Linked DNA regions of Homo sapiens: region 2 is linked to region 1. Evidence: chromatin contacts called from ENCODE Hi-C or POLR2A ChIA-PET data. All regions are on one chromosome and are shown on one strand. Each heading gives the region's core, a stretch centred on a gene start or an enhancer-like site at or near the end of the contact. The rest is flanking DNA. Distances are from core to core; before and after follow the strand shown.

Region 1 (4,048 bases), core at 967-3,466:
ACCGACTTGCAGACACCGCCAGGACAGTCTGTAACGCAGGAAGATCCCAGCGGCTCCGGGTCTGGTGAGGGGACCATAAGCATGACTGATAGCGAATGAGGAAGGGCAGCCCTAAACTTTTCAAGCAAAGCCTCAGAGTTTTGGGTTCACTCATTAGCATAGGAAATCGATTCACCGAAAACCCAAACAAAGAAAAACAAGCCGACAGTCCAGGCAGGATGCAGGCAAATCCAGTTCGGGATTAAGGGTAAAAGGCTTTTTGGGTTTTTTTTCCTTTGGTTTGATTTTTTAAAATATGGGGAGGGGGGTGACATCTACCCGATTCTAGGCTCCGGCAGGAACGCAATGGGTTAATGAATGGACAAGCCGCGGAGTATTGATCGGCTGCCGCCGGAGGTAGGTCTTTTACTGACTCCAATCCGTAAACTAATTACTCCTTTTTCTGAAGTTTTAACTCTCCTCCTCCCACCCCGTACCCAGAGAAAAACAAACAAATAAAAAATATCGCAAGAAATGAAAACACACGAACAGATATTTCCCTCTAAGACAGTTTCCTGACCAGGTTCTTTTTTTTTTTTTTTAAAGAAAGAAAGAAAAACAAAAACCAGACCGAACCTGCCTTCCCGCTGTGGCTGCTCGGCGCCCCAATTAAGCAGGTCGCGGCGAGAGCGCCAAGCCCTGGAGCTTTCCTCCCGCACGGGTTCCCGCCCCTCCCCAGGCCTCCGAAAAGCAGGAAAGAAAAAACAAATCCCATACTTTTCTCCCGGGGCGCGAGGATCCTCTCGCCTCCAGAAGAGGGTGGAAGACTAAGAAGCCGCGGGTCTGGACTGAAGGGGCGCAAAGTGGGTGGTGAACAGGGTCGAACGCAGTCGAAAGCAAGCCTGGCGGCCGAGTCCTGTCCGCGCCCCTCGGAGCCAGGACGGTTGGGGGCATTGCCGAGGGTACCAGGAGCCTGGGGATCCCGCGGGCTCTGGGCTCCGCGGCGCCGGGCACGCACAGCCCAGCCTGCTCTGATTCGAGCGCACTGGGGGACAACTTCTCCGTTCGCACCCCTTCCCAAAGGGTCAAGCGGCCCGCAGGCCATCACTCCAAACCAGTCGTAGCTTCGGAGACTGGGGATCGACACCACGCCCGGCCCCGCGCCGCCTAGTTTCCCAACAGGGCGCGCTGGCCCGCGAGCCGGAGGAACCTCCGCCCAGGCCTTGCCAAGCGCCCACCCGGAGCAGGCCGGGGGCAGTGAAGGATGCGGCGGGAGCGGCGCGCTGCAGTTCCGCGACGTGGCACGTACCTTGGAAGCGATGACCCAGATATCGGTAGCGGTGGATGAGCCAGGGGTAGAAGGTGGACGGATCCCGCTGCTGCGAGGCGAATAGGGGGTGTGGCGAGTGCGAGGAGGGTAGGGGGTGGGCGGCCAGGGCGTGCGGCGGCGGCACCGGGTGCACTGGCACGGCGGGGTTGGGCGGGTGCGAGACCGCCTCGGCGAACACCAAGTCCGGGTTGGAGTAGACGCCCCTACCGGCGGCGGCGGCGGCGGCCGAGTGGAAGCCGTTGAGGAACGGATTTATGGGGCTGGAGTTAGCGTAGCTGAGTGCCGCGGGACGGATGGGGTCCTCGGAGCGCGAGGCGGGCAGGGGACTGTCCTTGGCCACCAGCGACTCGATGGTGAAGCAGCGCTTGGGCGCCGGCTGGAACATGCTGCGCCGAGGAGCGGGCGCCCTGGGCTCCCAGCTCCTGGCGACCGCCGCACGCTGCCTCCGCCGCCCGCTGCCCGCGGCGAGGACGGACGAGAATTGGGGACTCGTTTGTTTGGGGTGGGGGTGGGGGTGGGGGGAAGGAAAGGAAGAAAGAAAGGAAAGGAAAGGAAAAAGGAAAGGAGGGGGGAGGGAGAGGGAGAGGCAAAGCCGAGGATCCCGAGAATCTTGCACCAAACGCGCCCAACCTGAAGAGAGGGGGGAAAATCCTTCCAGAAGAATTTGCAGGCGTGGATTGGGGTAATTTTTTTTCTTTTTTTTTCTTTTTTTTTCTTTTTTTTTTTTTTTTTTTTTTTTGGCGAGATGGCGTGGGGGGATCGGAGTTAGAGGCAGGGAGGAGAAGGGGGGAAAGTTCTCGGGGGAGGCAAAAAAAAAAAAAAGTTTTTTCTCCTCTGCAAAAGGCGGGCAGGGCGCCCTAAGTCCAAGGACAATCCATGGAAGTGTTCGCTTCTTCACAAGTTGTGCAAACGATTTGTTAGTTCATGAGCCTAATTAGTGCGGGGATCACATAAACAGCTTCCTCCGAAGCCTGGTAAATGGCTTGATGATTGGTCGCTATTACTCGCCCTGAGGTGGAAGGGGGGAGACTCTTTAAAGTGCGTCAGAGGGAGGTGAGCGCCTGGGAACCCGGAGGCCTGGATCCGGGCCGAGAGTGGAACGGAGTCGGCGCCGCCGCCTCGGCTGAGCCTTCTGCCGCCCACCGGGCGGCCGGGCTTCTCCGCGCCTTCGCCCCTCGCTCCCAGCTCACTCGCTCCTGCGGCGCCCGCTGCGGCTTCTCCTCCTCCTTCGCCTCCTCCTCTTCCTCCAGTTTCTTCTTCTCCTCCTCCTCCTCTTCTTCCTCCTCCTCCTCTTCTTCCTCCTCCTCTTTCCCCACCTACTCCCCCTCAGCCACCGCCTCCTCCTCCACCAGCACCACTCCCTCCGGGGCACCCCGGTCCCTGCAGAGTCCCTGGCCGGCGCCGCCTCCGCTGCGGCCCCCTGAATCCCGAGCCTGCCTCGCCCAAGCTGGTAGGACAGAAGGACAGACAGATTCCTCTAGCCTAGCGCTCCGCCGCTGCTGCCTTACGCGGCCCCGCGTCGGGAGAACTGGGATCGCCCCAAGAGCACCGCGAGGGTAAGCGGGCAGGGGCTGGTTCCCGGGCTAAAGGCGCCGTTCGGTTATACCAATCCCCACACTTAGCAAAACTCCCAGCGGTTTCCTAGGCCAGGAGGGATCCTGGAGTGAGGGGTACGGGGTCCTCCCACCCCATCAACCACGCTTAGCCTCGAGGTCCCAGGGTCGGTGCGTTCGCGATTCTTGACCCGGCTCGTTCGTTTGCGAGTTGAGACCGGGAGCTGCCGACCCCGCCGGAGCAGTGGGCTTCCAACTCTCTCCCTCTCTCGCCCCACGGTCTCTAGCGTTTTCTGTCTGGGAGGGTGCTCACCTCCTTCCCCAAAACAATTCCTTCTGGAATATCTGGGACCGGCAGTCCAAGGTCAGGGGAGAGCCCGATATGGTGCTACTGTACTATTAAGGTTCCGTCGTAATTATTTTTGTCAGTGTGGTCAATGTTATTATTATTATAGATGATATTATTTTATTATTATTATTTCTATTATTATTATTATGCCATCTGTTGTCCCGGGGTTGGTGGGGGGGTGGTGGTTGCTGTGCAAACCCAGTGCAACTAACGACTACGGATCGCATCTCCGGTCCCGGGCCGTGTCCGCATTTTCGAGCTCGCCTTCGGTTTTGGGATGATTTTAGGACCGAGTTCCCTCGTCCCCATTGGCTCGCGCGGCGGCATAATTATGATCACATCCCCAGGCTGCTGGCGCTGCTCTCTGTTTATTGGTGGTTAAAGATCTATTATCTATTCATCAGCCGCCTCTTTTTTCCTTTTTTTCCTTTTGCCAATTACATTCTTCTAAAGTGAAGTACCAGCAGGTATTTTGCACGTTTACAATTAATGATAAAAAAAAATTCTAGCGTCGTTTAAAACTATTACTCCCAGGCCCCTGTCATTTCTCCTAAGAACGCAGAATTGCCTGTGTTTGGTGACTAGGTTGCCGTGAAACCTGGGAAGCCGATGGCAATGGGAGGAGAAGAGTGAAGTCCACCGTGAGCCAGGCTGCACTGCCACCAGATGCATAGTTGAGGGGACAGGTCTCAGGACGAGCTACCTGCTTCCTCCCTTGGTTTCATCTGGTGTATATTTATGTTTGTGTCAATTACTCCTTTATTCCAGATATAATGTTGTGTTGGGGCAAGTGTCCAAAAACCTCTTTTGGGAAACCAGGCAAGAGAGGAGTTGGGA
Region 2 (4,048 bases), core at 1,038-3,537, 67 kb before region 1:
TTGAAACAAGCTGGAAATGATGGTCAGAGCCGGTAGGTGGGGGCCTGGGAAGCTGACCGCCTGCCGGCTGTGTTGTGCACCCTGAGGAGCATGACAGCCTCTCTGAGCTGAGCTTTGCCTGAGGGCCAGAAACCCTCCCCAGAGATCAGGAAGCCTTTGGTTACTTACCTCTGAGTACATTGCAGAGGGAGAAAGAAACTGACCCAGGAGGGCGGGACAGTCCCCTCTTGTTGCTATAACAATTGGCACCTTTTCTTTTCCACTCACTCGAGACACACTTTCTGAGCACCCACAACGTGCCAGGCACTCTGCTAGGCACCCGCACAGCATGATCAGTGAGGCACTCACCCTTCCACCAACATCTCAGGTAGGATCAATGACACCCATCACAGACAGGAGCAGCAGAGTTCTGTGACTCTCCCAAGGCACGTTCACAGCTACCAGTGAAGCTGAGATTCTAAGGCAGGCCCAGTCTGCATCCAAGTCCCGTATGGATTCTTTCCACAAATCAGTATTTCAGAAGAGAATATGAGAATCCCACTCAAAAGTAAAGATACTTGGGTGACAGAGCAAGACCCTGTCTCAAAAATATATAAATATAAATAAATAAACATAAATAAACTGGGGCAGGGTATCATCAAGTATCTCAAAGGACTGTCTGGTCTTTGTGTCCTACAGTCCAGCGTTTAGCCCACACTCAGGTACAAATAAATGCCCAGATGGGGAACAGCCCCTGCCTCCCGGCAAAGTGCAGCCCCATAACCTACCATTTCCATTTGGCCTTGAAATCGTTACCCTTATGCCACCTACAGAACAGAAGAAAGCATTACCTGGATTCCAATCCAGTTTACGTTCCAAGCAAAGAGAGACGCAGGGACCCAAAGCCATTTGAGAAACACTATTAACACTATCGGGCCAGTCTGCTGTTTTCCTTCTTAGAGCCCAGCTCAGCCACTGACTTGCTGCTTGACCCGGGGCAAGTCCCTGGGCCCCCGTTGTCCCCTATGAGTACTAACAGAGTAGACCCCATGACCCCAAGATCCCATCCAGCCTTGTTGTTCCCACGAGAAGGAAGTCACCACTTGGTAATAGACATGCAGATGTTCCCTCCCCCTCCCGCAAGTCCCTTCCTCTGCTAGACCCAGTGCTTCTAATCCCCTGCCTAGAAGGGCTTCACCCAGCCCTGGGAGTCCTGCTTCTCACTCAGGTCTACTCATGCAAACAGCCCCTACCCTTGTCTGGAGGCCTCCAAGTGTGCTTTCTCTCATGTCCACTGGGAAGGCCCTGGGGAGAAGGGTGCAGCCTCCCTCTCTGCCCAGGGTGCTTGACTGTTAGTGATCCCCAGGCACACTTCCCCCACCCTGTCCCCGGAGACATTTCTAGAGTTGTTTTAAGAGTGAGGCTGGGGAAATCTATTAATGAGAGCGGTAATTGTTACCTTTGGGCACCCAAGGCTGATTTACAACAGTTAATGCCTCAGATTCCAAAGGCATAAATTTCGGCTTTTCCACCATTTTGTCTGGAGCAAAACAAAACACAAGGAGATTACAATATCCAGGGCTACAGATGTTTGGCTGCACAGAACATTTTTCTAAGATAGGGAAGGGGGGAGATTAATTTAATTGACTCTATGGCATCCCCGATGCTTCCTAAGCTGTACGCATCTGCATGGGGATAGAAGCTTTTGATGAATATCCATATGTGTTTCTCAGGAGCAAGGAAAATAGTACAGGGGGTGAGTTGACCTCTGCCAGCCTGAGCTCTGTCCTGATAGGGTTGAGCATCTTCATCAGGGAGGTGACAAGACTTTCAAAGCAATGCCCTTCACCCTCAGGGAGTGGCTGTGGGTCTGGGAGAAACGGCTCAGCCATCTCTGTAGAATTCCTTGGGAAAAAAAAAAACTTCAGAGATCATGCTGTGGTTACCCTGTTTGGAGGGTGAATAGAAGAGGCAAAGAAGCTGACCCCATTTTCCTTCCAAATGGGGATCTGGGGGAGTTGGATACTCAGAAAAGAATTCAGTATTTGGGATTCATCCAGTCAGAGTTTCCAGAAACTCCTGTAAGAGCAATAAAGCCACAGTAATTTATTCCCAAAAGAGAGAAAACAGCTACATTTCCTAAGACACAAGCAGAAAAACACAGCCTTCCCACCACCACCCCCTATGCCTACTGCTAGAAGTCTGTCTTCCTACCTTGGCTCACATTTGGCCCCATTCCAGGCCAGTAAGTGGCTTTGGCATTACAGTCGAGGTCTCCAGCCCCACACACACATCACACAGCCCTGGTGTCTTGGCTCCAACCCTCCCTGCCAGTTACCCCAGCAGAGACCTGAGGCCGGGACATTAAGTAGCACAGCCCAAGTGCTGTGTCGAGTTTCATATTCAAACAAGCCCCTGGGATTCTAATCATTCAACAAATATTTGCTCCGTGTCTGCTAAGTGTAAGGCATAGTATGAACAGGCCTAAAGGAATTTCTGGCCCATTCTTAGGCCAGTTTTGAGTGAGAGTTCAGAAACAGCTCATCTCTGTCCCCTGCATCAGCTTTTTGTTTTGTTTTGTTTTGTTTTGTTTTTGTTTTTATTTGTTTTGTTTTGAGACAGAGTCTTGCTCTGTTGCCCAGGCTGGAGTGCAGTGGTGCGGTCTTAGCTCACTGCAACCTCTGCCTCCTGGGTTCAAGCAATTCTGTCTCAGCCTCCGTAGTAGCTGGGATTACAGGGGTGCACCACCATGCCCAGCTAATTTTTGTTTTTTTAGTAGAGGCAGGGTTTTACCATGTTGGCCAGGCTGGTCTTGAACTCCTGACCTCAGGTGATCCACCCACCTTGGCCTCCCAAAGTGCTGGGACTGTGTCTTTATGGTTTCCAAAGCCATTATCATATCTGAACATCCCAGCCAGCCGTCCAATAACGTGGATAATCTCATCTCCACTTTGCAGAGGAAGAATGTAACAGAGAAGACAAGTAACTTGCCTGAGGTCACCCAGCAAAGTTGATACTAGATCTCATGTTTCATGATCACTGGAAGAAAAAAAAGGAAGGGGCCAGATAAATTACTGCTCTGTGAGAGTGAAGCAAATGGAGTTCAACTGTATCCGGCCCCCCTGAATCCAAACTCTCTTTGTTCTTGAAAAAATTGCATGGGATTTCATATGTGTATGAGCGAATAGAAGAACTACTTTCCCTGCTCTGTGTGAGATGCCATCATGAGAAGGACACAAGGGTTACTGCTGTTTTATTTTATTAATTTTTAAAATTAATTAATTTATTTTTTGAGACAAAGTCTCACTCTGTTGCCCGCCCAGGGTGGAGTGCAGTGGCATGATCCCGGCTCACTGCAACTGGGTTCAGGTGATTCTCCTGCCTCAGCCTCCCGAGTAGCCGGGATTACAGGTGCGCGCCACCACACCTGGCTAATTTCTGTATTTTTAATACAGACGGGGTTTCACCATGTTAACTAGGCTGGTCTCAAACTCCTGACCTCAGGTGATCCACCCGCCTCAGCCTCCCAAAGTGCTGGATTACAGGCGTGAGCCACCACACCTAGCCCCAAGGGTTACTACTGGATTTCATTCTTAATTCTAGCATTGCTTCCAAACAACTGCACTGGAGAAGGATGTAAAGTGCTCACCCTTTGTTTTAGGGATGGGGAAACTAAACCCAGAGGTGCCAAGGGCCCTGACTTACTGGGTCAGAACTGGCTCTTGAACCCAGCTTTCCAGGTCACTGACTTTTTCCCTTCATCAACCAAGATGCTGTTGATTCGGGAGAGAAGACTCAACTCAGACATCCAAATTGCTTCAGGGCTCTCCTCCTCCCTGTTCTCTTCTCTGTTGTTGTTGTTGTTGTTGTTTGTTTTTTGTTTTCTTTCCCTCTCAGTCCAGGATGGAAGACAAGAAGGAAGCATCTGGCCATAAGAGCCCCTGGCCCCAGAACAGCCCCTTCTCCCAGAGGAGAAATAATTAAAGACCTCTGCAGGGCACTATGGGAAGAGAAGGGTCCACAGGCTAGAGTGCCCTGGGCTTCCTCTCCCAGCCCAAGCAGAGGCCCT

Evidence for each region. A loop is a pair of places that touch in the nucleus more often than their neighbours do. ChIA-PET counts read pairs that join two places held with the same protein, here RNA polymerase II (POLR2A). Pooled maps may share reads with other maps.
Region 2: a map of Caco-2 shows a loop between it and region 1 (5-fold over the local background). The contact joins the enhancer-like site here to the promoter of EMX2 in region 1. A Hi-C loop is called at or near these places in 2 of 168 maps with a recorded cell type or tissue (Caco-2 and K562) and 3 of 50 pooled maps. POLR2A ChIA-PET finds 5 or more read pairs at or near these places in 1 of 52 experiments (WTC11).

The regions. Positions count from the first base shown.
Region 1 is chr10:117,540,914-117,544,961 of GRCh38, reverse strand. It overlaps EMX2 (empty spiracles homeobox 2), which reads right to left and starts at 2,216. Exons shown (of 3, transcript NM_004098.4): 1 at 1,289-2,216. The coding sequence starts at 1,694. It also overlaps EMX2OS. RefSeq lists enhancers at 1-378, 379-1,001.
Region 2 is chr10:117,607,615-117,611,662 of GRCh38, reverse strand. No RefSeq gene overlaps it. Among named protein-coding and RNA genes, the nearest start is that of EMX2, 67 kb to the right of the region's middle. Within about 2 kb of position 2,287, at least 8 of the 41 ENCODE cell types and tissues checked have a DNase peak (open chromatin) inside an H3K27ac peak, as active enhancers do.